Regions from separate parts of the Homo sapiens genome. Here all the other regions are linked to region 2. A link is an interaction called in ENCODE POLR2A ChIA-PET data of the cell type or tissue named here. Cell type or tissue: Caco-2. All regions are shown on one strand. Each heading gives the region's core, and the rest is flanking DNA. Links, peaks and the distances in the headings are about the cores only. Region 1 overlaps ABCA3 (ATP binding cassette subfamily A member 3). Region 2 holds the start of TEDC2-AS1 (TEDC2 antisense RNA 1). Region 3 has its middle 12 kb from the start of CCNF.

What was found. Peaks named below come from ENCODE experiments on the same cell type or tissue, not always from the same donor. Only the 100,000 strongest peaks of a DNase experiment are listed, where the experiment ranks them.
Region 1: POLR2A ChIA-PET joins it to region 2 with 7 read pairs; 6 of 35 experiments call an interaction of 5 or more read pairs at or near these places.
Region 3: POLR2A ChIA-PET joins it to region 2 with 5 read pairs; 13 of 35 experiments call an interaction of 5 or more read pairs at or near these places.

What each region holds. Positions count from the first base shown.
Region 1 is chr16:2,328,230-2,338,093 of GRCh38, reverse strand. It overlaps ABCA3 (ATP binding cassette subfamily A member 3), which reads left to right. Exons shown (of 33, transcript NM_001089.3): 2 at 8,240-8,446; 3 at 9,337-9,641. It also overlaps the pseudogene RPS16P7. Among named protein-coding and RNA genes, the nearest start is that of ABCA3, 7.6 kb to the left of the region's middle. In Caco-2, for the core only: no CTCF peak of the experiment used is centred there; no DNase peak of the experiment used is centred there.
Region 2 is chr16:2,462,365-2,471,129 of GRCh38, reverse strand. TEDC2-AS1 (TEDC2 antisense RNA 1) reads left to right here and starts at 2,917. Exons shown (of 1, transcript NR_135198.1): 1 at 2,917-6,180. It overlaps TEDC2 (tubulin epsilon and delta complex 2), which reads right to left. Exons shown (of 10, transcript NM_025108.3): 7 at 8,604-8,715; 8 at 8,398-8,499; 9 at 6,901-7,091; 10 at 6,167-6,608. The coding sequence ends at 6,462. MIR6768 (microRNA 6768) reads right to left here and starts at 7,163; the gene lies at 7,092-7,163. RefSeq lists enhancers at 1,629-1,708, 1,869-2,008, 1,968-2,511 and silencers at 2,959-3,008, 3,019-3,358, 3,419-3,468. In Caco-2, for the core only: no CTCF peak of the experiment used is centred there; a DNase peak (open chromatin) is centred at 3,429; H3K4me3 peaks cover 1,484 bases.
Region 3 is chr16:2,411,679-2,422,608 of GRCh38, reverse strand. It overlaps the pseudogene ABCA17P. Among named protein-coding and RNA genes, the nearest start is that of CCNF, 12 kb to the left of the region's middle. RefSeq lists an enhancer at 201-250. In Caco-2, for the core only: no CTCF peak of the experiment used is centred there; no DNase peak of the experiment used is centred there.

The DNA of each region.
Region 1 (9,864 bases), core at 2,217-7,216, 130 kb after region 2:
TACCTCGTTTCCTGCACCTAGGGAGGCAGAACAGCTAGCTGGCTGGAGAACGGGACTGAAGCCACGGCAAGGGTTAGGGAAACAGGCAGTAGCAGAGATTTTGTGGAAGTCTGTCCCGATAGCTCCCTTTGGAACCACGTCTCTGGCTTAAAAATACACCCTATGAACCCCTGCCAGAGCTTCATTGTAAACGCAGAGCCTGTGATCCTAGGGAGGCAGCCGCCTCCAACTCCAGGCAGCGCCTGTGGTGCTGAGTATGAGCGCCAGCAAGCTAGGGCTCCATCAGGGCCTGCGATGCCAGTGCCACAGCCTCAAACCAGCCTCCCCAGCTCTCAGCCAATGGCTGTGGGTTGTGCATTTGTTCCTACCTCATCCCCACAAGGGCCACTGAGGTTATAAATTGGCCTTGGCCAGTGCAAGTGATTCACATCTGTAATCTTGGCACTTTGGGAGGCCAAGGCGGGAGGATCACTTGAGGCCACAAGTTGGAAGAACAGCCTGGGCAACATGGCAAGATCCCATCTCTAAAAAAAAAAAAAAAAAAATCAAACAATTAGCCGGGCATGGTGGTGCACACCCATGGTCCCAGCTATTTGGGAGACTGAGGTGGGAGGATCACTTGAGCCAGGAGGTCAAGGCTACAGTGAGCCATGATCACACCACTATCTATACTCCAGCCTAGGCAAAAGAGTGAGACCCTGCATGAAAAAAAAAAAAAGGCCTCAGACTTTTTTTTTCATGTGTACTGTTATGTGTAAAAGAATGAATGTAAACATGCAGCCCAATATATATTATGTGTTATAAATTACAATTACTGTCCTGATGTATTATGGACATAGAAATATATACAAATTTGGATCTTTTAAAGGGACGAAGGCCAGACAGACATGGTGGCTCACACCTGTATACCCAGCACTTTGGGAGGCTGAGATGAGACAATCCCTTAAGGCCAAGAGTTTGAGAACAGTCTGGGCAACATAGTGAGACCCTGTCTCTACTAAAAAAAAAAAAAAAATAGCCAGGTATGGTGGCGTGCACCTGAAGTCCCAGCTACTGTGGAGGCTGAGGAGGGAGGATCGCTTGAGCCTGGGAATTCAAGAATGCAGTGAGCTATAATGATGCCATTGCACTGCAGCCTGGGAAACAGAGCAAGACCCTGTCTCTAACAGAGAAAAAAAAAAAAGGATGAGAGGTGAAATAAACATGATTAAATTTATCCAACATATGAATGCTACAAAAACTATTGTATAAACATGCTTTTTAAAGATGAAAGCCATGTGTCCACATCCCATTTATAAACTCTCATTGAATCCTAAGTCCCAGCATTTAAGATCAATTGTAAGTTCTGTTTATTGGCCAGACGAGGTGGCTCACGCCTGTAATCCTAGCACTTTGGGAGGCCGAGGTGGGTGGATTGCTTGAGGTCAGGAGTTCTAGACCAGCCTGGTCAACATGGTGAAACCCCGTCTCTACAAAAAAAAAAAAAAAAAAAAAAATTAGCTGGGCGTGGTGGCGGGCACCTGTAATTCCAGCTACTCAGGAGGCGGAGGCAGGAGAATCACTTGAACCTGGGAGGCAGAGGTTGCAGTGAGCCGAGATTGCACCTTTGCACTCCAGCCTGGGCAACAAGAGTGAAACTCTGTCTCAAAAAAAAAAAAAAAAGTTCTGTATATTTCAGGCCCTAGTTATTAACAGCATTTACACATTAACATGATACAGAGAAAGGCACAGACCCTGTGCTTACGAGGCAGGGTACTTGTTTTTCAATTTCATTTACCCATCATCTGAGGGCCCTTGATGAATTTGGGCTGGGTATGTTCAGGGGCTATCAGGGTAGGTGGAGATTCTGGTGTTGAAGATGTTTTGGTGTGCGGGTGTAAATGTTCATATAGACAGTACGCTTGTAGCATCATTGGGAACGCAGTCACGTAATTGTGGAAACCTCTTCAAACGTCTGTTTTCACAAATGCTCTATTCTTGGTACAGATTCTTTTTGAAAAGCTGTAACTCTCATATACTGTCACTTTTTCTTTGAAGGGACAGATTACGTTGTGTCTATTTAAAAGAAAAAAGGTAGATGACACACTGCTGCAGTCATTTGTCATTAAAAACGAAAAAATGTCTCCGGATTTGGAACTTTTCACAAAAGAAAATCTGTACCTTCTCCTTAAATTCTCTGACTCTTTGAAATACTAAGCCATGAAATGACCAGTAAACCTCCAAGTCACACAAAAGATACTCATGGTCATTTTCCACATCACTGCGAAGCATTGTAAAGCTTTCGCTATTTAAGGGTCTTGAGTTTTTGTGGTTTGTTTGTTTGTTTTAATTGACCACAACTGGAAAGCTCTGAAACTTGTAAACTCCAACACGCCTAGGATGCTTAAAGTAGACTTGTGGTGAGGGCCCACCATCACTCCCCACATCACAGGGTGCCTCCTCCTCAGTCAGGATGCCACGGCTGCTGACATACAAGCCAGCGTGAACACCAGGGTCTGTCCAAGTATTAAATGTCAGTAAAGCTGGCAGGGTGTGGTATCGCATGCCAGTGGTCCCAGCACTTTGGGAGGCTGAGGCAAGAGGATCATTTGAGCCCAGGAGTTTGAGACCAGCCTGGGCAACATAGTGAGACTCGTCTCTACAAAAAAAAGCCAGGTGTGGTGGTACATGCCTGTAGTCCCAGCTACTTAGGAGGCTGAGGCAGGAGGATCACACCACTGCATTCCAGCCGGGATAACTGTGTGTGACTGAGATCCTGTCCCTACAGGAAACAAACAAACAAACAAACAAATCAGTGAAGCCATTTTTTTCACATTTTTAAAGAAAAATACTTACAAGTAGATTTTTTCATCACTTTTTCACTGCTGCAGGTTGTCTAGCCCACCCCATTTGGAGACCACTGGGAAGGGGTGAGGACCATACTCTATAAATGTGCCTGCTTTTTTTATATATTAATAATATTTAGGGCCGGGCACAGTGGCTTACACCTGTAATCCCAGCACTTTGGGAGGCAGAGGCAGGCAGATCACTTGAGGTCAGGAGTTCGAGACCAGCCTGGCCAACATGGTGAAACCCCGTCTCTACTGAAAATACAAAAATTAGCTGGGCGTGGTGGCGAGTGCCTGTAATCCCAGCCACTCAGGTCGCTGAGGCAGGAGAATCGCTTGAACTCAGGAGGTGGATGTAGCCATGAGCCAAGATCACGCCATTGCACTCCAGCCTGGGCAACAAGAGTGAAACTCCGTCTCAAAAAAAAAAAAAAAGAACTAATATTTAAGTCTGGCACGGTGGCTCACACCTGTGATCCTAGCACTTCAGGAGGCTGAGGCAGGTGGATCACCTGAGTTCAGGAGTTCAAGACCAGCCTGGCCAACATAGCAAAACTCCATCTCTACTAAAAATACAAAAAATTAGCTGGGTGTGGTGGCGGGCATCTGTACTCCTCAGCTACTTGGGAGGCTGAGGCAGGAGAATCACTTACTTGAACCTGGGGGCCGGAGGTTGCATTGAGCCAAGATCGGGCTGCACTCCAGCCTGAGTGATAGAGCGAGATGCCGTCTCAAAAAAAAAAAAAAAAATTACTGGTGTTTGGGCATTTCATCCACAGGATCCATTGAATTAGACATTTTCAAATATTTACTGTGTACCCGTCTCTCAAAAAAGATAATGTCCTAGATAAAGGATTAAACAAAACCAGTCACCCTCACCCAGCATCACTGCCCATTGGGACACACCCCGAGCTCCCTTCTTGGTGCAACATCCAGCGCCTTGATGACATGGGCCCAGGGTCTGCGCCTTTCCTGGCTCATTCTCTGCACTGCCACTCGGAATGACTCGCTGCTCCCCATACACAGTCTGTCTCCAGGATCCTGTAATGTCCTTCCTGTCCCAACTAATGAGTCATTCAAGACCGGCTTCCCATGTCACCTCCCCCCATCACCCTCCCGGGCCATCTCCCTGTCTTGCTCGCTGTCTCACACACGCAATTAATTCCTGTCTTCTCCTGAATCTTGCCATACTTTATTTAGCATCCGTCACAGCAATTACAGTGCATGCAAGTGTTCAGGGACTGTGAACTCCTTGGATTAAGAATGTTATCATCGGCCAGGCGTGGTGGCTCATGCCTGTAATCCCAGCATGCACTTTGGGAGGCTGAGGCGGGTGGATCACAAGGTCAAGAGTTTGAGACCAGCCTGGCCAGCATGGTGAAACCCTGTCTCTACTAAAAATACAAAAAATTGGCAAGGCATGGTGGCGCACGCCTGTAATCCCAGCTACTCAGGAGGCTGAGGCAGCAGAATCGCTTGAACCCAGGAGGCGGAGGTTGCAGTGAGCTGAGATCACACCACTGCAGTCCAGCCTGGGCAACAGAGTGAGACTCCGTCTCAAAAAAAAAAAAAAAAAGAATGTTATTTTCATTTCCAAATCCTTAGTACCTTGTACAAGTGCCCATCAGACAGCAAAAACTTGGCAATTGTTGAATGAACAAATGCTTTTTTGTCTTGTATACCCTAAAAGACCATGGATTCTACCGGCCTCCATTAATTGACTGTCCTCCGTGCCTCAGTGCGCATACACGCGGATCTTTGATGCTGGCTGGCTGTTGCAGACTCCTGGTGTCAATATTGGGATGTTGGGTCCTCCCCTGAAGGAAAAGCACCAAATGTGACCAGCACCACACCTGTGGCAAAGCGAGCAGAGCCATGGTTGGCGGCTCTCTTTGTGCATCTTGGGGCGGTTCACCTGTGGCTTTATCAAGGCCCCCTTCTTTCCATGAGTGGATTTCTCTATGCCTTTGTGGACAGGCTTTCATGGAGGGAGGTGTAACCAAGCTCAGAATACAACAGGAACACATGGCGTAATGGGTCTTGTGCCCCTCACTCTGGCCTGTCCCTTCTGTTCATGGGTCTCAAGACCCACCACCCCCAGGGACCTCTGCTCCATATATGCAGATATAAAAACTTCTTTTGAAAGGGCTCATAAGGGCCAGGCAGCATGGCTCATACCTATAGTCCCAGTACTTTGGGAGGCCAAGATGGGAAGAAGATTGTTTCAGGCCAGGAGTTTCAGACCAGCTTGGGCAACATAGCAAGACTCCATCTCTGCAAAAAATATAATAAGTAGCCAGGTATGGTGGCATGTGCCTGTGGTCCCAGCTGCTCAGGGGGCTGAGGCAAGACGATCACTTGAGCCCAGGAGCACCAGGCTGCGATGAGCCCTGCTCACGCAACGGCACTCCAACCTGGGTGACAAAGCAAGACTGTGTAAAAAAAAAAAGGGCACATAGGAATTGGGTGGCAAATTCAAGCCTATGGTGCACACAAAAATACCTGCAAACCACAAATAAAGAAATGGAGGAGGCAATCGGTGCGGGTCTTTGGACACAAGAAGACAGCCACAGCTGTGGCACACTGCAAACGCGGCAATGGTCTCATCAAGGTGAACGGGCGGCCCCTGGAGAAGATTGAGCCGCCCACGCTACAGTACAAGCTGCTGGAGCCAGTTTTGCTTCTCAGCAAGGAGCGATTTGCTGGTGTGGACATTCGTGTCCGTGTGGAGGGTGGTGGTCATGTGGCCCAGATTTATGCTACCCGTCAGTCCATCTCCAAAGCCCTGGTGGCCTATTACCAGAAGTATATGGATGAGGCTTCCAAGAAGGAGATCAAAGACATCCTCATCCTGTATGACCGGACCCTGCTGGTAGCTGATCCCCGTCCCTGCGAGTCCAAAAAGTTTAGAAGCCCTGGTGCCTGTGCTCGCTACTAGAAATCCTACCGATAAGCCCATCGTGACTATCAAAATTCACCTGTATAATAAACAGATTTTGAAGGATTTTAAAGTTTCAAGGAAAAAAAAAAAAGAAATGGAGGAGTTTGGGATTTCTCCAATTTGCTGCTGAGCACTGGCCGCCTGAAGAGCCACAGCGCTTGTTAACTGGCACAGCCGATGGCTCTTGAGCTGACAACAGTTACTGGAAAGACCATTTGTAGAAGAATTTGTGCCATCAAGAGAGTTCTGAGAAATGAGCAGCCTGCAGTATGCGCTCACTCTGCACCGAGTCAGTTGCTTACCTAAAAAACAAACATTGAGATACTCAATGATATGTGTGATGTTTAATATTTTAACAGTAAGCAAACCTTTTATAGAGAGGGGAAAAGGTTTGCCTTCCCTTTCCTGACTGTGTCCCGGGACTAGTGAAGAGAGCCTCTTCAAAGGGAAGTTCTTGAAGCTCTGCTCTTGTCCTCTTGCTGGGCAGAGGCGGCAGCTTTAGGAGTGGCTGGAGTCCTGAGTGTTTAACTTAGAGTAGCTGATGGGGGCTCAGCCGGGGCCGGTCCTGGGCCTCAGTCATCAGCACTTCTGGAGACTCTGCCGCCTCGGCGTCAAGTGCAGAAGGAACATTAACTTCTTTCTCTTGTGTACATTTGCTTTTGTAACAAAAAACTTGCCAGATTTTGTAATTCTAGGATCTCTTCCTTTAAACTCCTTTTGCTGAAACAGAACAGATGCAAGCGTAGTGTTCAGTGAGACTTTAGGTAAAGCCTCACACGTATCAGGCAACAAGCTGGGTGCCGTGGGGGCACAGAGATAAAACCTCGGCAGGGCACAGTGGCTCACGCCTGTAATCCCCACACTTTGGGAGGCCGAGGCGGGCGGATCACTTGAGGTCAGGAGTTTGAGACCAGCCTAGCCAACATGGCAAAACTCCGTCTCTATTAAAAATACAAGAATTAGCCGGGCGTGGTGGCATGTGCCTGTAGCTACTTGGGAGGCTGAGATGGGAGGATCACTTGAACCTGGGAGGTGGAGGTTGTTGTGAGCCGAGATCGTGCCCAGCCTCGGCGACAGAGCGAGACTCTGTCTCAGAAAAAAAGAAAAGAAAAGAAAAGAAAACTTCTATTAAGGTGATGGGGCTTAGGGGTCTTTTTTACCTTTCAGTTTCTGATGTTATGTTCTAGGAGTGATATGCAAAACTTGTATGAAGTTGGAAGTTGTTCTGTGTTTTTAGGACCCACAGGTTGTAGTAGTGTAGTAGTTAGAAGACAGACTTGGAAGTTAAAACAAGCCAAGGTTCAAGCCCTGACTTGGCAGCTTCTTGCTGTGTGATTTTGGGCCAGGCATTTCCTCCTTGTTTCTTCGTCTGCAAAAGGGTGATGTTCCAGGTCAGGAGATCGAGACCATCCTGGCTAGCACAGGGAAACCCTGTGTCTACTGAAAAATACAAAAAAAATTAGCCGGGCGCTGTGGTGGGTGCCTGTAGTCCCAGCTACTCGGGAGGCTGAGGCAGGAGAATGGCGTGAACCTGGGAGGCGGAGTTTGCAGTGAACAGAGATCGCGGCACTGCACTCCAACCTGGGAGACAGAGTAAGACTCCGTCTCAAAAAAAAAAAAAAAAAAAGGGTGGTGTTGCCAGAAGCCAGGAGAGGATGAGGAGGTTGTAGAAGCAGAGTGCTTACAAGCAGGAAAGCAGAGTTTCAGCTGGGTACAGTGGCTCACACCTGTCATCCCAACACTGTGAGAGGCCAAGGTCGGCGGATCACTTGAGGTCAGGAGTTTGAGACCAGCCTGGCCAAAGTGGTGAAACCCCATCTCTACTAAAAATACAAAAGTTAGCTGGATGTGGTGGTGGGTGCTTGTAATCCCAGCTATTTGGGAGGCTGAGGTAGGAGAATCGCTTGAACCTGGGAGGTGGAGGTTGCAGTGAGCTGAGATGGCACCACGGCACTCCAGCCTGGGCCACAAGAGTGAAACTCTGTCTCAAAAAAAAAAAAAAAAATAGAGCTTATATTCTTTTTTTTTTTTTTTTTGAGACAGGGTCATCTCGGAGCTGATGACTCTGAGTTAGCACCATCTCGGTTCACTGCAACCTCCACCTCCTGGGTTCAAGCAATCCTCCCACCTCAGCCTCCCGAGTAGCTGGGACAGGCACACGTCACCACACCTGGCTAATTTTTGTGTTTTTAGTAGAGACAGGGTTTTGCCATGTTGGCTGGGTTGGTCTTAAACTCCTGACCTCAGGTGATCCGCCCAGCTCAGTCTTCCAAAGTGCTGGAATTGTTCAGGCATGAGCCACCGTGCCCGGCCAGGTGTTTATTTTCTAAATCCAAAATTTTTTATCAGATCTGCTCAGTTTTAAGTAACATCCTCAAAATCTATTTTGCTCTTCTGTTTTCTAACTTGGTAAGAGGTGTTTTATAATTATTTTCCAAATTACACTCAAACACCTTCCATCTGTCCAAAGGTGCTGGAGAGTCATGCCTGTGAGCCCTGGGCACCTCCTGATGTCCTGCGAGGTCACGGTGTTCCCAAACCTCAGGGTTGCCCTGCCCCACTCCAGAGGCTCTCAGGCCCCACCCCGGAGCCCTCTGTGCGGAGCCGCCTCCTCCTGGCCAGTTCCCCAGTAGTCCTGAAGGGAGACCTGCTGTGTGGAGCCTCTTCTGGGACCCAGGTGAGTTCCCTGGTACTGCCCTGCAGCCTGTGTGGGAAGGGGGGTGGTCTATCTTTCTGACCTTCTCTCCCAGCCCTGGGACTGGAGAGGACAAGATTAAGCATGGGGATCTTTCCTTTCTTGGCCAGACTTCCAGTAAGGGAGGTTGTCTGTTCCTCTAACCAGAAGACTTCTTTGAACTGTGACGGTTTTATATTCCTCACTTGGTAGAGGCAGAACGTTCATCTCAGCCAACCCCACGCCCATCTGGAGTGTACTTCCCCGGGATGATGGCCCCAAATGGAGGCACCGGCCTCTTCTTTTTGCCTAAACCACTTCTAGAAACCTTTTATAAACCACAGGCCTTAATGTGTATCTTTAAGTCACTGCTGTTTTATTCATCATCAGCAACTGACTTTGAGACAGGTCTTCTACCTTATTAATTTTAAAAGAATTGGGATAATTTATTAAGTTGCCCCTTAATAGCACTTCATACTATTTTAGCTTTAATTTCTTCACTTTTTAACAATATGATTCATTAAAAGTCATATTTTAAATTAATTTTTAACTGTTTGCAGTTGTATTTCATGTAAATATTTATTGACTACCCTTTAAAGCATAAATTTTGAATATTATTAGATATCAACAGCCACATCTTAAAAAAAAAAAAAAGCAAGAGTTTTAATTTAAAAAGAGCCTTGATATAAATGATTTTCAATGGACTGAAACCAAACCAAAAGTAAAATGGGTCATTTAAAAAAAAAAAAAAACCCTTCCCCGTGCGCTGGAGTCTCCCGGGTCATTGTCGGGGAGCGCTAGCTCATGGTGATCTAGGAATGACTCGCTAATTGTTTGCCTTTCTATCCCGTGCATCTTAACCTGGCTGATGGATGATGTTGGGTTTGGATCAGCCATGAGTGTGGAGCTGAGCAACTGAACCTGAAACTCTTCCACTGTGAGTCAAGGAGGCTTTTCCGCACATGAAGGACGCTGAGCGGGAAGGACTCCTCTCTGCCTGCAGTTGTAGCGAGTGGACCAGCACCAGGGGCTCTCTAGACTGCCCCTCCTCCATCGCCTTCCCTGCCTCTCCAGGACAGAGCAGCCACGTCTGCACACCTCGCCCTCTTTACACTCAGTTTTCAGAGCACGTTTCTCCTATTTCCTGCGGGTTGCAGCGCCTACTTGAACTTACTCAGACCACCTACTTCTCTAGCAGGTTAGCAGCTCATGAACTCTTGAAGTTCATGAGATGAACTTAACTCTGGGTTCAGTGTCTGTGTTCCTTTTTCTTACTTTATTTGTATAGAGATAGGGTCTTGCTATGTTGCCCAGGCTGGTCTCGAACTCCTGGGCTTAAGGGATCCTCCTGCCTCGGCCTCCCAAAGTGCTGGGTTTACAAGCATGAGCCACCACACCCAGCCTCTGTTTCTGATATTTGA
Region 2 (8,765 bases), core at 1,062-6,061:
CCGGGAGCCAGGGGAGGGGCCGGGGAGCCAGGAATGCGCTGGCGGGAGGGGTCTGGAGGGGGGCAGCTCAGCCTTCGCAGCCCGTGGGGGACCACCCAGCAGGGTCCTGGGCCCACAGCCAGGTCTTTACTGCTCCTGGGGCTGTGCCACGTGCTGGACGGGGGTCTGGGTCGCCTCCTCCCTGAAGACCATCAGGCAGGCAAGGCCCCGGGTCTGACAGCAGAGGCCCTGGATGTTCCCCAGGTAGGGAAGCCAAGTAACCACCAGTTGAAGGGTCATCCCCAAAGCAGCATCTACTCGAGTAGAAGGAACCCAGGATTCGGTCAGGTCTAATTTTGAATCCAACTGCCCCATTTCTGGCTGCATGTCTTGGGCTCCTGTTTCCTCACCTGCCAGATGCCTGTTACTCAGCACGCGCTCTGAAGCTGTTGGATTTGATGAGTCTCAAGTGGCATCAGGCCCAAGTCGAGAGCTGCACAAATTGGAGTGTCTCCTGCCCATGTTGAGGAAGGGGGGCACCCCCATGGGCCTGAGCTGGGCTAAGACATGAGGCCAGCATCCCCTGCACCAGGCCAGATTCTGATCCCAAAGCTCCCTGGGTCTGCAAGTTTCTAGGGGCACCTCTGCCACGGGCCCAGCTGGCAGGGAGGACATGGAAGCTGGAGGGTGGGATGGGGTGGCTTCTTGGGGTTCGGGGGCTTGGTTAGCTGTTGAGGACCCCTCTGCAGGGGCAGGGAGTAGGGTTTAATCATGGGAAGGGGCTGGTCGCAACCCGGAGCCCACTGCCCTACGTCACAGCACGTTTGGGCAGGGAAACTGAGGCAGAAGCCCAGCTGGGTGGCCTGGGGACTAGCTGGGGATGGGGTAGCTGTGCCTGGGAGCGACACCACCAAAGAGGGTCCAGGAACAGCTCTGGTCAGAGAAACCTCCTCCCCTCCGACTTTCAGGTCCTTGACAGAGGAGGCCAAGCATCCCAGGGAGGGGCAGGGAACAAGTTCCGTGCAGGGCCAGCATCGAGGCCTGAATGCCCCGTTTCAGATGGGAGGCCAGGCCTGCAGCTGGTGGAGGAGGCCACGTGGGTGCTACCCTGGACACGACCAGAGATGAGCAAGGACCAGGAGGAAGAGAATGGAGAGGTAGACGCATCCCGCTGTTGGGGAGAGGAGGGGCAGGAGGACACGGAAGCCTCCTAGGGGAAACTGAAGGACCAGAGGAGGGAGCAGGAGGGCCTGACCATGGAGGGGAGGAACGGGAAGACAGGGTGATAGGGCACCTGGCTTGGCTCCTGGAGCAACTGACACTGGCTGGTGGGCACCTTCTCCTTGCCACACATCTGCATGTGACAGCCACAGATGCACAGGGATGGGGGCACCGGAGGACTGAACAGAGAGGGCTAAGGGGCTCTCTCTCTGCCACAGGGCCCCTGCCCCTCAGCTTCCTGATAAAGAGAATGGGAATTGTGTCCTTTACAAGTTGAGGGACCTCAACCTGACGGGGCTCACGCTCCGCTCTGTGGGTCAAGCTTAGAACCTGAAACGTCCCAACCACCCTCTTCAAGGTCCTTCTGGCTCCCAACCCCCACCCCCCGACACCCCACCCTAAGGGTGGGAGGAACCCTGGGGGGACTATGGGGGCTGAGATCATCATTCTGGGACAGTGGAGAGAAAAGCCCAGGCCTGACAGAGGGGTCCCACTGGCCAGAGACAAGCCTCTGGGGAAACCCAAGCTGTCTCTGGACGTCAGGGCCACTGCCAGACTGGCTGCCAGCCAGGCTGCAAGAGGGACAGTGGCCAGCAGCCTCTTCCACCCTCATCAGAGGGGCTGGCTTTGTCTCCAGCTCAGCTTCCCTGTGAGCCAGGACTGGGGTCTGCAGAACGTCTGGTGGCTTCTGGGGTGGGGGAAAGTAGGTGCCTGGGGCTCAGCCCTGCCCCAATTGTTCATCTGGGTCAGCAGCAGCGGCGGGAGGCCGTGGGCCCAGAGGGCCATTGTACCGCCAGCTCCCCAGGGAGGAGGCCGCTGGTCACAGGGCCTCTCCCCAGGAACAGTCCTCTGCACACGCTACTCTGCCCCCACCCCCAGCCCTCACAGATGGTGTTTGGGAGTTAGGAAGGGCCTCCCCACAGCGCCCAAGCGGGACTTATTGCTCCCCAGGGACCCAGCCACCTGTCCCAGCCCCTGGCTGGGGCCTCTCCCACCTCCCACCTCTCCACTGGCCCTGCCCCCTCCTGGCACCTTCTGCAACAAAGAAGCTCCGCCTCCCCTCCCCCCACCTGCAACTCAGGCCGCAGTGCTTCGCCTCCCCCTCCCCACCCCACCCCTCACCCCTAGAGTGGCAGCTCCAGCTTTGGGGCACAGGCTGGGGAGAGGGCATAGATGGGCTGGACAGTCCTAGGCGGCAGGGAGCTGAGAGTCTTTCCTGTAAGATGCCCGTTGATCCAATAATTCCCTGCCCAGCCCAGAACCTGCTGTCTCCCCCCAGACGCCTGCAAGCCACCACATGTTCACCTATTGCACATTTATCGAGCGCCTATTATGCCTCGGGGGGTTTCCAACCGAGCTCCGAAGGCAGACAGCCCAGGAGCAGACACAGCGCCGGCTCCCAACGGCGGGTGGTGTGGCCGAGCCCGCGTCGCGCTGCCCTGCACCCAGCACCCTCGCGCCGGGTCGATCCCCCAGCCTCGCAGACCGCTGCCCAGCCAGGCCGCTCTGCGGTCGCGCCAGCTCTGCGCGCCAAGTCAAAAGCTGAAATGCGACGTTGGACGGAGGAGGGAAGAGAGGGAAAGCAGAGAGGGAGGGAGGGAAACGGCCGGTGGCCTTCTCTGCCCAAAGGGTTCCAGAAGAAACGATTTGGGGATGGGGTGTGGGGGGCGGCCTCTGCGACCACGCTTGGCACTGCGCCCGCCCGGCCGGGGCGAGGTTGGAGGGAGGGGCGGCCGGCTCGCGGTGACCTCGATGGGAGGGGGCCTCGCCCGCGGCTCAGGGCGCCCCCGGCTCCCTGCGCCCGGCCCTTCGCCTCCGCCGAGCGCGCCAGCACAGGAAGGCGGCGGTCAGAAGCCCCAGGCCCGCACTGAGCGCGGCCAGCGACGAGCCCTGGGCCAGGTCCAGGCGGGGTCCCCGCAGCGAGAAGGTGATGGCCGTGGCAGCCGCACCAGCCAGCACGGCCACGGCACCGAACGGCAGAATGCAGCGAGGCCACGAGCCCCCAGCGCCGCCGGTGGCCAAGAGCAGGGCGCGCAGGGCCCCGGGGGGTTCCGGGTGCGCCAGACCCGGCCCGGGGGGCGAGGCGGGCGCCGCTGGGGGAGGCTCGAGCGCGCTCATGCCGCCAACGCGGTGGCCGCGCTCGGTGGGTGGTGTGGACGCCCGCGCAGTCCCAGTGGCGTTCCAGGCTCGCCACGTCAGAGCCCATTGGCTCCAGAGGCGGTGACGCCAGCCGGGAGCCCGAGGAGTCAGCTGCTACCTCTGGGTTTTGGCGGGGAATCGGGGTGGGCGGGCGTTAGTCCGAGGAGGCGGCTTGTCTTTCCCGCCCTGGACTCCTGTGTTGGGGCCTCCTCAGGACCCCCACAAAGCTATCTAGGCCGCCTCCCTGCTCCAGGACACCACTGTCCTCTGGGTTGGCCCCCGGGATTGGTGGATCATTGAGTCAGTGCACATCTGGCTCCCATCAGGGCCTGGCCGGGGTAGGGGGGATAGCACCCCTGTCCTCCTGAGGCAGACATCCAGTAGGCATGGGGGATGAGCCATGAGCCAAGTCAGCCAGTGAAATAACGTCAGGTAGAGACCACCTGCTCTGGAAAGCCACGGGGGTGTACGGTCGCAGCGTGGTTGGGGGTTTCAAATGAGTCAGTGGCTCCTGCAGATAGAGGCACCTGGGCATAAGCCTGGAGGCAGCAATGGGGTTGCCGGGAGGGGCGAGGCTGGCTGATCTGCACAAGGGGTGCGACCCTGGGGCTGCTGCCAGGCTGCGGTGGCAGGGGGTGGAGCTGCCCTGTCCCTGGAGGCGCCCCCTCAATGCAACGAGGACCATGGTTTTTGGTTTCCTGTCTTGGTCTCTGTCATCTGGTCCCCAGCAGCCCTCAACTTGGGACTCTGGGTCCGAGCGTGTTTCTGGCCCGCTGGACTATAAGGCCCTTTACAAGCACGACCTACCTGCGACGCTCCATCTGGTTCTCAGAAGACCCGGCTTTCTCCAGGTGTCATCCACCTCCTGTCCTGCTGCCCTGTCCAGGGGGGGCACCTTGGTGAAGAGGCCGGTCATCTTCCCTGTCGCAGGTCCCTGCCCAGAGCAGCGCTTGGTGGAGCTCCGGCACTGTCCACACAGAGCACCTGGCCCCAGCTCCCAAAATGTCTGGGATGCCTCGGGCCCTCAGTGCAGGTTCGTTTAAAGAACACTACGAGCACTGGCCATGGCCAACACCACGGCCTCTGTGGCCAGCAGGGTTTTTTTTTTGAGACGGAGTCTTGCTCTGTCACCCAGGCTGGAGTGCAGTGGTGTGATCTCGGCTCACTGCAACCTCCACCTCCTGGGCTCAAGCGATTCTCCTGCCTCAGCCTCCCAAGTAACTGGGATGACAGATGCGCACTACCAAGCCTGGCTAATTTTTTGTATTTTTAGTAGAGACGGGGTTTCACCGTGTTAGCCAGGATGGTCTCAATCTCCTGACTTCATGATCCGTCCGCCTTGGCCTCCCAAAGTGCCGGGATTACAGGCATAAGCCCCCGTGCCTGGCCTTTAGTTTTTATATTTTGAATGGAGACAGGGTTTCAACATGTTGGCCAGGCTGGTCATGAACTCCTGACCTCAGGTGATCTGCCTGCCTCATCCTCCCAAAGTGTTGGGATTACAGGTGTGAGCCACCACGCCCAGCCTGTGGCCAGCACTTTAGATGCCACATCAAGTAATCTCTATGCCGGCCCCTGAGGTCATCACCACCATCACCCAGCATGACAGTGGGGACAAACCTGGACAACTGGGGCTGACTCCTTGAGAATCTTGCCCAGTCCCAGGGCAAGAAACAAGTCATGTTGCAAACACCTCTGTGGCTGCAGAGGGCCCAACCCTGACCCATGCTCTTTCCTGCCTTCCTGGGGAAGGGAAGGAGGCTTGGAGGAGGTGAGAGTGGAGTGGCTAAAGGGTGAAGAGGTAAAAGGCCCTTCCTGGTGGAGGCTCAGTGTGAACCGGTGACCCCACACCTGCCCCAGCACCAGCGCCAGGAGGGGGAGCTGGGCATGGGCACCAGGAGACAGTGGGAAGCAGAGCCGTGTGGCTGTGGCAGAGACAGTGGCCGGCCTGTTCTCCAATATGGCCTTGTGGTTTTCGTGTCCTCCGATGAATGCATACAGCCTACAGCCTACAGGGGGCAGGGCTTTCAGCAATGCTGGGCCTGCCTTGAGTGGCCTTGTCCCGTCCTTTATACAGAAGGGATATCGAGACAGAGTCTCGCTCTGTCACCCAGGTTGGAGCACAGTGGTGCAATCATGGCTCACTGCAGGCTCAAAGTGCGAGGCTCAAGCGATCCTCCCGCCTTAGCCTCCCAAGTAGCTGGGATTACAGGCAGACACGCCATGCCCGGCTCATTTTCAAATTTTGTGTAGAGATGGGGTCTCACTGTTGTTCAAACTGGTCTCAAACTCCTGGCCTCAAGCAATTCTCCCACTTCAGCCTCCCCAAGTGCTGGGATTACAGGCGTGAGCCACCACACCCGGCCCACTTATAATCTTGATAAATACACTTGATATATTCTTTTTCAGCATGACATGTATCAACCAGTGATATAACTTGATAAAATCATAAAGAAACAACAAGGGCTCACCAAGTCCTACCTTGGCATGATTTAAATACATATGCTTTCAGCCAGGCACGGTGGCTCACACCTATAATCCCAGCACGTTGGGAGGGTGAGGTGGGAGGATCACCTGAGGTCGAAAGTTTGAGACCAGCCTGGCCCACATGGTGAAACCCCATCTTTACTAAAAAAAAAAAAAAAAAAAAAAAAAAAAAAATAGCCAGGCGTGGTGGCCGAAGCCTGTAGTCCCAGCTACTCGGGAGGCTGAGGCAGGAGAATCGCCTGAACCCAGAAGCGGAGGTTGCAGTGAGCTGAGATCACGCCACTGCACTCTAGCCTAGGCGACAGAGTGAGACTGTCTCAAAAACATAAATAAACACAAATGCTTTCTAAAGTGGCTTTAATATCACACAAGCGGCTCTTTGGTCTACAGTGAGAGAAAACAGAGGGAGCCAGGAAAGGCTCCCCGCTGGCCTCTGGAGTCCAGGAGCCTTAGGAAGGCTGAAAGCCAGCCCTGACCAGCAGGCTTAGTTGTCCTGAGAAGAGCCAGTGAGGCCACCTGGTCCAGTTCACCAGGTTTCCCAGGGAAGCACAGGCATCTCTGGGTCCCCGAGCACAGTGCCAGGGAAGACACCCCCAATCCCCATCTGAACAGGCCGAGGGCAGCATGGGAAAGGCTCAGACTGCAGGTTCATCCCGCAGGATGGTAAGGACACGTGCTCCTCCCTCGCAGAGCAGGCTGTGCACAGCCCGGCACAGGGCCAGCCAGGGCGGCCCCTGCGGCTGTGCAGCGCTTACCAGGGGGAGGAGTTCAGCCATCAGGACCTGGGGGCAGGGCAGGGCAGGGCCAAGGTCTCAGGGGCACCTAGGCGGGGGGCAATCCTGGGACAGGCTTCGAGGCCCCCATGCTTCAGCCCTCCTCCCTCCTTCTGAGGCTCCAGGCTCCCTCCTGCCGTCCCAGCCCCGTCTGACCCATGCACTTCCCAACCCACACACACAGACCCCAGGCTTGCCCCCATCCTCCTGGGTCCTGGGGGGTGGAGCAGTCAAGCCCCTACCCTCGGGTCCTCAAGGCTGCGGACCTCTGTTGCACCCCCACCTCCTCTTCCAGAAGCACCTTTTCCAAGTGGATCTGCTGGTCCAGCACAGCCACTCGCAGCTTGAGGGCCGCCAGGGTCTGCAGCTCCTGGGTGCTGGAGTAGACAAGCAGCTGGGGGCTCCATGCAGGCTCCGCTCTACCCCCACAGGACGGCGAGGCTCCGGGGGGCCTCCCCACAGGACATGGTCTTGGTGGCTGTTCCGCCACCGCTGTGTGCACAGGAGAATGTGGCCTTTGGGGTAGCAGCCGAACCCAGGGCCCCGCTTTTCCTGTGTGCCTGGCCCTCCCGCATCTGCACCACCTGCCCTGCCTTTAGGAGAAAGGTGGGCTTTCAGGACAGCCCCATGCAAGATGGTGTGTCTTGGGCCTGGACTTGCTGGCAGGGAGTCCTCTGTGGGGTGGCCCTCTGCCTGCCTAATTTCTTTACTGTGTTTATGCATGACTTTTATGAGATTGTCTTTCCTTTTGACAAATGATGTATCTTCACTCTTAAAACTTCAAGCAATTAGAAAATACAAAGGAGGAAACAAGTTCTATAAATAACCACCTCACGCAATCCCAGGCGAGTCACCTCCCAGGAGCTGATTCTCACGAGCTACTTTCTCTTTTTTTTTTTTTTTGGAGACGGAGTCTCACTCTGTCACCCAGGCTGGAGTGCAGTGGTGCAATCTCAGCTCACTGCAATCTCTGCCTTCTGGATTCAAGCAATTCTTGTGCCTCAGCCTCCCAAGTAGCTGGGATTACAGGTGTGCGCCATCATACCCAGTTAATTTTTGTATTTTTAGTAGAGATGGGCTTTCGTCATGTCGGCCAGGCTGGTCTTGAACTCCTGACCTCAAATGATCCGCCTGCCTTGGCCTCCCAAAGTGCTGGGATTACAGGCGTGAGCCACTGTGCCCGGCCTCACACGCTACTTTTTCTTTTTCTGAGACGGCATCTCACTCTGTCGCCCAGGCTGGAATGCAGTGGCGCAATCTCAGCTCACTGCAAGCTCCTCCTCCTGGGTTCACGCCATTCTCCTGCCTCAGCCTCCCAAGTAGCTGGGACTACAGGCGCCCACCACCACGCCTGGCTACTTTTTTATATTTTTAGTAGAGACAGGGTTTCACCGTGTTAGCCAGGATGGTCTTGATCTCCTGACCTCATGATCCACCCGCCTTGGCCTCCCAAAGCGCTGGGATTACAGGCGTGAGCCACCGCGCCCGGCCCTCACATGCTAGTTTTTCAACAACTGGGTGAATAAGCAACTGCTCAGAGCAATGAGGTTCTGTGTGCGGGGAGCAGCGAGGTGGGAGAGCTGCCCTGAGGAGGAGAGGAAGGCTGACTGCTCCCATAGGACGACTGGTGAGGACCCAGCACACTGGGGAGTGGCGTGGGAGGGGTGGAGGGGCCCACCAACTTGCATCTGGTCCCTGGGCTGCTCACCCTTCCCTGAGGCGCAGACAAGCCTGGCTAAAGCACCCTGTCCCCGGCCCAGACCTCAGTGCAGGTGGCAGGGTGGGGGCGGGGTCTCACCTGCACGCAGCTCCTGCAGCCTGTGCAGACACTGGCCCACCATGGCCTGCAGCCCCTCCAGCGTGAGCAGGCAGCGGTACTCCTGCATCCAGTCCATGGGGGCTGCAGAAGAGTCAGGGAGAGCAGGTGGGGCCCGTGGCAGTCTGGAAACCCTCCCTGCACTGGCCCTCCACACTCCTCCTGATACAGACCCAGGACCCACTGACCTGCCGAGAGCTCCTCCCTCATGCGCAGTCTCAGCAGCGAGCAGGCCTTCCGCAGGCGCCCCGCCTCCGCCTCCACCTCCACAGCACTGAGCCTGGGCTGGGGCCCGCCTGACTGGATATGGGTCAGGAAAACTTCCCTGCAGCCAAAGCCCCTCTGCTCCC
Region 3 (10,930 bases), core at 3,206-8,205, 51 kb after region 2:
TGAGGACAGTAACCAATCCACCGCCATACCTGGGTCAGAAAACAGCCCGGAGAGGGAGGCACGTCAGAAGAAACCTCCTCCCACCAGGCTCACCAAGCCTCCAATGAGGCAAGGGCCTGGACACCTGCTGGTCTTGCTCCAGGCTGCTGCCTCTGCCACTACCCGCATCTGCCATGTGAATGCACAGGCACACTACTAAGGGGCTGTGAGTGGAAGTAGAGTAATGTAAGGGAGCCTGGGACAGCCCTTGCTGCTGGTGTTGTGGACAGGGTGGAGCGCTTGTTTGGCTCCTCCTCCAGCCCACCCAGTGTGAAACCTCAGCACACAGTGCCTCCCTACTTCCTGGTGCCTTTGAAGCATCCAGTCAATACAAGAGGCTTGCTTTGCTTTTTTCCCCTTTAGAAATATTTTCTATTAGGCATGTAATCTGCAAATAGATTTTCTTTGTAAAATATTCATGCAAAGACTCCTGCAGTCTGTTGGCTCAGCCCACTGTGGCCAGGCAGCTGTGCACCCTCTACACTTCTGTGTTGGCAAAGGCACCTGCGTGGGCCTGTGCTCCTTGCTCAGGACTGGCTGGGTGCTGTTTTTGCCAAATGGTATCATCCCATATCTACCATTCTGTAACATGCTTTTCTTTTTTATTTTCTTTTTTTGAGATGGAGTCTCGCTCTGTCGCCAGGCTGGAGTGCAGTGGCGTGATCTTGGCTCACTGCAACCTCTGCCTCCCAGGCTCAAGCAATTCTCCTGCCTCAGCCTCCTGAGTAGCTGGGTTTACATGTGCACGCCACCACACCTGGCTAATTTTTGTATTTTTAGTAGAGACAGGGTTTCACCATGTTGGTCAGGCTGGTCTCGAACTCCTGGCCTCATGATCTACCTGCCTCAGCCTCCCCAAGTGTTGAGATTACAGGCATGAGTCACCGTGGCCAGCCAACATGCTTTTCTTACTCAATATTATGTCTTAAAGATATTCCTAGGTCAGTAAATACAGATCTACCCCCACTTATTTTAACTGCTTCTTAGTTATCCAGGGAAGGCTTCTAGATTTCATTTAGCTGTTTAAAAATTTCATTTGACTCATTTCCAGGCTTTCGCTTTTATTTATTTATTTTTTTTTTGGGACAGTCTCACTCTGTTGCCCAGGCTGGATTGCAGTGGTGTGATCTCAGCTCACTGCAACCTCTGCCTCCTGGGTTCAAGCCATTCTCCTCTCAGCCCCCTGAGTAGCAGGGGCTACAGGTGCACGCCACTACGCCCAGCTAATTTTTTGTATTTTTAGTAGAGAGGGGGTTTCACCATGTTGGCCAGGCTGGTCTCAAACTCCTGACCTCAGGTTTTTGCCTTTCTGAACTTGCAGCTGACCACCCTGGTTTGTGTCCATGTTCATCTACTCCCAGGTGCTGGAAAGAGTGGGATGCCATTTCTGAGAAGTAACCACTGTTTTTCCCTCCTATTTTCTCCCCTCTTCTCCCTATTCAAACAGCTGGACAACCCTGGGCTCCACTGCCTGAGGTTGGAGGATGGGAAGGATTTTACAGAGTGCAAAACAGAAAACCACATGGAGGCTGGGCACGGTGGCTCACGCCTGTAATCCCAGCACTTTGGGAGGCTAGGCAGGTGGATCACTTGAAGCCAGGAGTTTGAGACCAGCCTGGCGAACATGGCACACACCTGCAATCCCAGCTACTCCGGAGGCTAAGACATAAGAATTGCTTGAACCCAGGAGGCAGAGGTTACAGTGAACTGAGATCATGCCACTGCACTCTAGCCTGGGAGACAGAGGGAGACTCTAAGAAAGGAGGAAGGGGAAGGGGGAGAGGAAGGGGAAGGAAAAGAGAGAGAGGGAGGGAGGGAGGGAGGGAAAGAAAGGAAACCACATGGAGTGTCTGCTTAGTGAAAGAGAGGTAAGGGAGACGGCTGTCAGTGTGGAAGAATGTTACGGAGACCTCACACAACTAAGGGCCCGGCTTTGGTTCCCAGAGTGGGGCTTCCCCCTTTTCCTCCTTCTTTTTATAACAGCTTTATTAAGATACAATGCACATACCACATAATTCACCAATGTGTACAGTTCAACTGCTCTCAGCACGTTCACATCCATCATCACACTCAACTTTAAACACTTCATTGTTCCCAAAAGAAACCCTGTACCCATGAGTAGTCACTCCGCGTTCCCTTTAACACCTCCAGCACCTGACTACCACTAATAAGCTTCCTGTCTCCATGGCTTTGCCTATTCTGGACATTTCATATGAATGGAATCACACAGCATATGATCTGTGTCTGGTTTTCTGGTTCATCCATGTTGTGGTGTATGTCAGTGCTTCATCCCTTTTTATGGCTGAGGAATATTCCATATCATACAGCAAGACCACATGTTGTTTATCCATTCATCTGTTGATGGGCATTTGGGTTGTTTCCACTTTTAGCCACTATGAGTAATGCTTCTATGAACATTCTTTTTTTTTTTTTTTTAAAGGTTATTTATCTTTCAACATAATTCTCACTCAGACAAGAGAATAACCTTTCCTTAATAAGGAACTTACTGTCTTTTTTTTTTTTTTAATTATACTTTAAGTTCTAGGGTACATGTGCACATTGTGCAGGTAAGATACATATGTATACATGTGCCATGCTGGTGCACTGCACCCACTAACTCGTCATCTAGCATTAGGTATATCTCCCAATGCTATCCCTCTCCCCTCCCCCCACCCCACAACAGTCCCCAGAGTGTGATATTCCCCTTCCTGTGTCCATGTGATCTCATTGTTCAATTCCCACCTATGAGTGAGAATATGCGGTGTTTGGTTTTTTGTTCTTGCGATAGTTTACTGAGAATGATGATTTCCAATTTCATCCATGTCCCTACAAAGGACATGAACTCATCATTTTTTATGGCTGCATAGTATTCCATGGTGTATATGTGCCACCTTTTCTTAATCCAGTCTATCATTGTTGGACATTTGGGTTGGTTCCAAGTCTTTGCTATTGTGAATAATGCCGCAATAAACATACGTGTGCATGTGTCTTTATAGCAGCATGATTTACAGTCATTTGGGTATATACCCAGTAATGGGATGGCTGGGTCAAATGGTATTTCCAGTTCTATGAACATTCTTATACAAGTTTCTGTGCGGATGTAGGTTTTTCAGTTCTTTTGGTTATATACCTAGGAATGGAATTGCTGGGTCATATGGTAATTCTATGTTTAACCTTTTGAGTATCCTTTTTGATAATTTTAATCTTTTAACTGGAGTCTTTGTCCACTTATATTTAATGTAAGTACTGATGTTTGGATTTAAATCTAATATATATATATAATATATGTATTTTATATATATATATATATAAAACTTTTTTTTGAGACAAGGTCTCACTCTCTTGCCCAGGCTGGAAGGCAGTGGTGTGATCATGGCTCACTGCAGCTTCAACCTCCTAGGCATAAGTGATCCTCTCAGCTCCCAAGTAGCTGGGACTACAGGCACACACCACTGCACCCGGCTAATTTTTAAATTTATTGTACAGGTGGAGTTTCGCTATGTTGCCCAGGCTAGTCTCAGATTCCTAGGTTCAAGCCATCCTCCCGCCTGGGCCCCCCAAATTACTGGGATTACAGGTGTGAGCCACCATGACTGGCCTAAATCTATCATCTTATTCAGGGCTAGCTAGCCCATATGTTCTATGTTCCTTTTTCTCAATTCTTCGATCATATTATTTTTTTCATTTTTCTATTTTTCCCTTCTATTAGCTTAAAAATATGTACTCCTTTCTCCTATTACATGGGTTGTTCCTTTAGAGATTAAAACACGCATCCTTGACTTAGCAATGGATATCATTAGCTGTTTACCGTATTCATGAGTAAGGTAAGGACCTTAAAATACTTTAACTTCTTTTACCCGCTCCTGACTTAAAGCCATTGTTGTCATGTATTTTACTTTTATATGTATTTTAAACCTCATAAGACATTATTATTATAGCTTTCAGTCAAAACTGACACATCCCCCCCCTTTTTTTTTTTATTTGAGACGGAGTCTCGCCTTGTTGCCCAGGCTGGAGTGCAGTGGTGCAATCTCGGCTCACTGCAAGCTCCACCTCCCAAGTTCAAGCGATTCTCCTCCCTCAGCCTTCCATGTAGCTGGGACTACAGGCGCGTGCTACCACACCCAGCTAATTTTTTTGTAGTTTTAGTAGAGACGGGGTTTCACCGTGTTGGCCAGGATGGTCTCTATCTCCTGATCTCGTGATCCACCTGCCTTGGCCTCCCAAAGTGCTGGGATTACAGGCGTGAGCCACCACGCCCGGCCACACATCTCCCTTTTAAAAACAAAAAAAACAAAAAAACAAAAAAAACAACCACTTGGCCCAGCACGGTGGCTCATGCCTGTAATCCCAGCACTTTGGGAGGCCCAGATGGGCAGATCACGAGGTCAGGAGATCGAGACCATCCTGGCCAACACGGTGAAACCCCATCTCTACTACAAATACAAAAATAACCCGGGCATGGTGACGCGTGCCTGTAATCCCAGCTACTCGGGAGGCTGAGGCAGAAGAATCACTTGAACCCAGGAGGTGGAGGGTGCGGTGAGCCGAGATCACGCCACTGCACTCCAGCCTGGCGACAGAGCGAGACTCTGTCTCAAAAAAAAATAAAAAAAATAAAAAAATAAATAATCACTTTTTACTCCTTTTTTTAACCCTGGGTTCCCAAAGTGCTGGGATTACAGGCATAAGCCACCCCGCCCAGCCATCCTTTCTGTATTTTTTTTTTAATAGGGTCTTGCTCTGTCACCCAGGCTAGAGTGCAGTGGTATGAGCATGGCTTGCCATAACTTCAAATCCTGAGCTCAAGTGAACCTCCTACTTCAGCTTCTGGAGTAGCTGGGCCTACAGGAGCAGGCCACTACACCCAGCTAATTTGTTATTTTTTGTAGAGATGGGGGTCTCACTGTGTTGCCTGGGCTGGTCTCGAACGAACTCCTGGCCTCAAGCAATCCACCTGCCTTAGCTACCCAAAGTGATAGGATTACAGGTATGAGCTCTGCCACCGCACCTAGCCCTTTCTGAATCTTTGAGTTTCCATCTGGGATCATTTTCCTTCTGCCTGAAACTTACTCTTTATTATCTCCTTTTGCATACATCTGCTGGTGATAAATTCTCTCAGCTTCTATTTGTCTGAAGGTCTTTTTAAAAATACCTTCTGGCCGGGTGCTGGTGGCTCACACCTGTAGTCCCAGCACTTTGGGAGGCCGAGGAGGGCAGATCGCCTGAGGGTGGGAGTTCGAGACCAGCCTGGCCAGCATGGTGAAATCCCGTCTCTACTAAAAATACAAAAATTAGCTGGGTGTGGTGGCAGGCACCTGTAATCCCAGCTAATCCGGAGGCTGAGGCAGGATAATCGCTTGAACCCAGGAGGCAGAGGGTGCAGTGAGCCTAGATCATGCCACTGTACCAGCCTGGGCAACAGAGCGAGACTCCATCTCAAACAAACAAACAAACAAACAAAACTTTCTTTCCTAAGTGTAGTTTTATGGGTTACTTTACTCTAGGTAGGTTGTTTCCTCTTATATCACTTACAATGTATCATTCTATTGTCTTCTGGCCTCTATTATTTCTGTGATGGGGCCAGCTGCCAGTGTAACTGTTGCTCTTGTGAAGGGACTCCACGTTTTATCTCTGGGTCCTTTTAAGACTTTTTCTTGTGTTTGGTTTTCAGCAAATTTACTATACTGCTCCTAGGGGCTGATTTCTTTTTGTTATCCTGCTTGGGGCTAATAGGGCTTCATTTGTGATTGATGTCTTTCATACATTTTGAAAAGTTTTAGCCATGTGGTTTCAAATGTTGCCTTGTCTGCCCTTCCTTTTGGAACTTCTGTTACACACATATTAAGCCTTCGCACTGTATCCTTCCTATGTGATTAGTCATATGTTGCTGCATAACAAATTACTCCAAAACGTGGGTGTAATTTGTTATTTCATGGTTTCTATGCATTAGATCAGGAATCTCAGAGCAGCTTAGTTAGGTGGTGCTGGTCAGGGTCTCTCATGGGGTGCTGCTAACCTGTCAGTTGGGCTGGAAGTCTCCTGAAGGCTAAAGGAGCTGTTTCCAAGTGGCTGGCAGGTCTCAGGTACTTTCTGACTGCTCCTCAGCACACAGACCTCTCTGCAGGGCCACCTAGGTGTCTGCATGACATGGCAATGGCACTTAGCTTCCCTCAGAGTGAGTGTGCTGGTTAATTTTTTTTTTTTTTGAGGCGGAGTCTCGCTCTGTGGCCCAGGCTGGAGTGCGGTGGCGTGATCTCTGCTCACTGCAAGCTCCGCCTCCCGGGTTCACGCCATTCTCCCGCCTCAGCCTCCCGCCTCTGCCTCCCGAGTAGCTGGGACTACAGGCACCCACCACCATGCCCGGCTAATTTTTTGTATTTTTAGTAGAGATGGGGTTTCACTGTGTTAGCCAGGATGGTCTCCATCTCCTGACCTCGTGATCCGCCTGCCTCAGCCTCCCAAAGTGCTGGGATTACAGGCGTGACCCACCACGCCCCGCCAGGGGTGCACTTTTAAAATTTAATAAATAGTGCCAAATTGTCCTCCAAAAAGCTTGATCTTACCAATAGCCTATGGGGATGCCTATTTCCGATTCTGTTGATAATACTAGATATTATCTGTCTATAAATCCTTAGGTAAAATTAGGCATATTTTCATATGGTTATTAGGCACTGGATGTTTTTTCTTCTATGAATAGCCCATTTATTTCTTCAGCCCATTTTTTACTAACAAATTGTTCATATTTTCTCACTGATTTATATGATGGAGATATATATATATGTGTGTATGTATATATATGTATGTGTCTTTGTCCTTTATGTATGTGTCAAGTATTTCCGTTATTTAACATCAGTTAATGTGTCTTTTCTTATATAGACTTGAATGTTTATGTATTTAAATATTATATACTACTTTGTCGTTTCTGGGTTTCATGGCAAGCTCTGGAGGGTCTTCCACATCATAAAGGTAGAAAACTATACTTCTGAGCCAGGCACGGTGGTGTGCACCTGTATAGTTCCAGCTATTCAGGAGGCTGAGGTGGGAGGACTGGTTGAGTCCAGGAGTTCTAGGCTGCAGTGAGCCATAATTGCACCACTGCACTCCAGCCTGGGCAACAGAGCAAGACCTTCTTTCTTAAAAAAAAAAAATGAGGGGAGGGGCCCAAAGGTTGTTTGAAAGTCTGTGCTGGGCATGTGGCCACAGGAATCCTGACTGTCCCCTAGCAGGTGGTTACATTGTTCTCTACCACCCACCAGCACTGATTATCAGGGAACATGCTGCTCCAGCAGCCCCCGAAGGCACCCTCCCTTTGGACAGAGGCCAAGTCTGTTTGCTGCTCTTTTCTGGGGAATCTATAGGAGAATCACGTGAACCTGGAAGTTTGAGACCAGCCTAGGCAAAATAGCAAGACCCCCATCTCTACTAAAATACAAAAATTAGACTGGCATGGTGGCACCTGCCTGCAGTTCCAGGGAAAAAGTGAAACCTTACCTCTAAAAAAAAGGAAAAACTATTCACCAGTCATGGTGGCATGCGCCTGAAATCCCAGCTACTTGGGAGGTTGAGGCAGGAGAATTGCTTGAACCAGGAGGTGGAGGTTGCAGTGAGCTGAGATTGTGCTACTGCACTCTAGACTGGGTGACAGAGCAAGACTCCATCTCAAAAAAAAAAAAAAAAAAGAAAAGAAATTGAATTTGTAGTTAAAAATCTTCCACCAAAACAGAAACTTTTGTCTTTTCAACAAATGGCACTGGGACAATTACACATATATGCAAAAGAATGAATTTGGATCTCTACCTAACACCATATAAAAAATTAAAATGAATCAAAGGCCTAAATGTAAGAGCTAAAACTCAGCCGGGCGCAGTGGCTCATGCCTGTAATCCCAGCACTTTGGGAGGCCGACGCAGGCGGATCACGAGGTCAGGAGATCGAGACCATCCTGGCTAACATGGTGAAATCCCGTCTCTACTAAGAATACAAAAACAAAATTAGATGGGCGTAGTAGCAGGCAGGTGCCTGCTACTCGGTAGTCGCAGCTACTCAGGAGGCTGAGGCTGGAGAATGGTGTGAACCCGTGAGGTGGAGCTTGCAGTGAGCCAAGATCCCGCCACTGCACTCCAGCCTGGGTGACAGAGCAAGACTCCATCTCAAAAAAAAAAAAAAAAAAAAAAAGCTAAAACTCTTAGAAGAAAATGTAGAGGTAAAACTTCCCTATCTTGCATAAGGCAATAATTTCTTAAATCAAAAACACAAAAGAGAAAAGAATAGATAAATTGGTCTTTGTCATAATTTCATAATTAAAAGCTTTTGTTCATCAAGGGACACTGTCAAGAAAGTGAAAAGACAACCTGCAATATAGGAGGAAATATTTGAAAATGATATATTTGACAAGGTCTAGTATCCAACTTTGTAAAGAATTATTGGCTGGGTGTGGTGGCTTATGCCTGCAAGCATTTTGAGAGGCCGAGGTAGGAGGATTGCTTGAGGCCAGGAGTTCGAGACCAGCCTGGGCAACATAGTGAGACTACTGTCTCTACAAAAAATTAAAAAATTAGCCGGGCACAGTGGCATGCACCCGTAGTCCCAGCTACACAGGAAGCTGAGGTGGGAAGATGGTTTGAGCCCAGGAGGTCGAGTCTGCAGTAAGCCGTGATTATGCCATTACACTCCAGCCTGGATGACAGAGTAAGACCTGTCCAAAAAAAAAAAAAAAAAAAAAAAAAAATTTTTACAACTTCCTGATAAAAAGAAAAAAGACAAATAACCTAATTAAAAATGGAGGAGGGATTTGACTAAATAGCTCTCCCAAGAAGATATACAAATAGCCAATAAGCACATGAAAAGATGCTCAACATCATTAGTCATTAGGAAAACAAAGACCAAAACCACAATGTGATACTAATTTATACTCATTAGAATAGCTATAATAATTTTTTTTAAAAAGAGATGGGGTCTTGCTATGTTGCCCAAGCTGGCTTCAAGCTCCTAGACTCAAGCGATCCTCCCACTTCAGCTGGGACTACAGATTGAACAGCTGGGACTACAGATGCATGCCACTGTACATGGCTTTATAATACAATTTTTAAAAGGAATTTAAAAATGTTGGAAAAGGGGGCATAAAATTACCACCAGACCTGCCCTATAAGAAATGTTGAAAGGAGGTCAGGCACAGTGGTGCATGCCTGTAATCCCAGCTACTCAGGAGGCTGAGGCAGGAGAATCGCTTGAACCCAAAAGGCAGAGGTTGCAGTGAGAGCTGAGACTGCACCACTGCACTCCAGCCTGGGAGACAGAGTAAGACTCCGTCTAAAAAAAAAAAAAAAAAAAGAAAAAAGAAAAAAAATTGATAAATGAAATTTCATGCTATGTATATTGTACTATAATTTAAAAAGTAAATAATTTTTTAAAGCGTTGGAGAGGATGTGGACAAACTGGAATCCTCAGACTTTGCTGGTAGGAATGTAAAATGGTTCAGCTAATGTAGAAAACAGTTTTGTAGTTCCTCAAAATGCTAAACACAGTTACCATATGACCTAGCAAATATAGTCTTGGTATATACCCAAGAGAACTGAAAACATGTTCACATAAAAACTCATATCCAAATGTTTATAATACTGTTATTCGTAATAGCAAAAGCAGAAACAACCCACATGTCCATCAACAGATGAAAAGATAAATTGTGGTGAAACCATACAATGGACTAACATTCAGCTACGCAAAGGGATGGAGCACTGACACCTCTTACAACATGGATGAACCTTGAAAACATTATTCTAAGTACAAGCAGACAGACACAAAGCTCACACATTGTATTATTCCATTTATGTGAAATATCCAGAACAAGCAAATTCATAACAGCAGGAAGCAGATTAGTGATTGCGAGGGGCTGGGGGAAGAAGGGAATGGGGAGTGACTGTTAATGGGTATAGGGTTTCCTTTTGGAGTGATGAAAATTTTCTAGAATTAGATAGTGGGGAAGGTTACTCTGCATATACCAAAAACCACTGACTTGTAAATTTTATTCTTTTTAAAAAAACTCTTATCTCATGACAGATTACTGACTTGTAAGCTTTAAAAGGGCATATTTTATATGAATTATGTTTCAACAAAAATGTAATTAACAAATTCCATTTACAATACTCACAGACTTCATTACACTCAATATCACTCAGGTTCTTGACACTGCAAAACCTCTGTAGTTCAGAGTTGTAATATAAGTTGGTGAAAGCCATCCCCAGGCAGTGCCCTGGAAGTATTAGGAATGTATAATCCAAGGATTTTGAGATTGTTGCATAGCCTAGCTATGCGAAGAGAATAGAAAATATTAACTCTGCTTGCAGGAAGAAAAGGGCATATCTTCTATTATCTATCCTAACCCACGTTATTGTATATCCATCATTACAACATCAGACTCCCAGGCCTCCAGACCAGAAAACTGGTTCTCCCTGACTCCTCTTCCTCTATAGTCATTCAACCTCTAAGACCTAAGTATCTTTCTTCTGCTATGCTCCTCGAATCTGTCACTTTACTTCTTTCCAATTGTTCACGCGGGAGGATCTGCAAGAACACGGTGTGTGTGGGAAAATCAGGAGCACAGCCGCAGCATGGGCTGCATCTGCGGAGGTGGGGGAGCTGAGGGCAGAGGGAAATGAGGTTTACAGGTGATCTGCGTCCAGATAGCAGGGGTGAATTGCCGGCTCCCAAGTTGTTTGAGTGTCATCTTCCAGATGATAAGGAGGATGCAGTTCCTGCCTCTATAGTTTGTGGAGATAAAACTATCACCAAGAGTCCCTTAGGAGACAGAATGACTCCCAAGTTAAAAGCAGAGGGGACTGGGCACGGTGGCTCACGCCTGTAATCCCAGCACTTTGGGAGGCCGAGACAG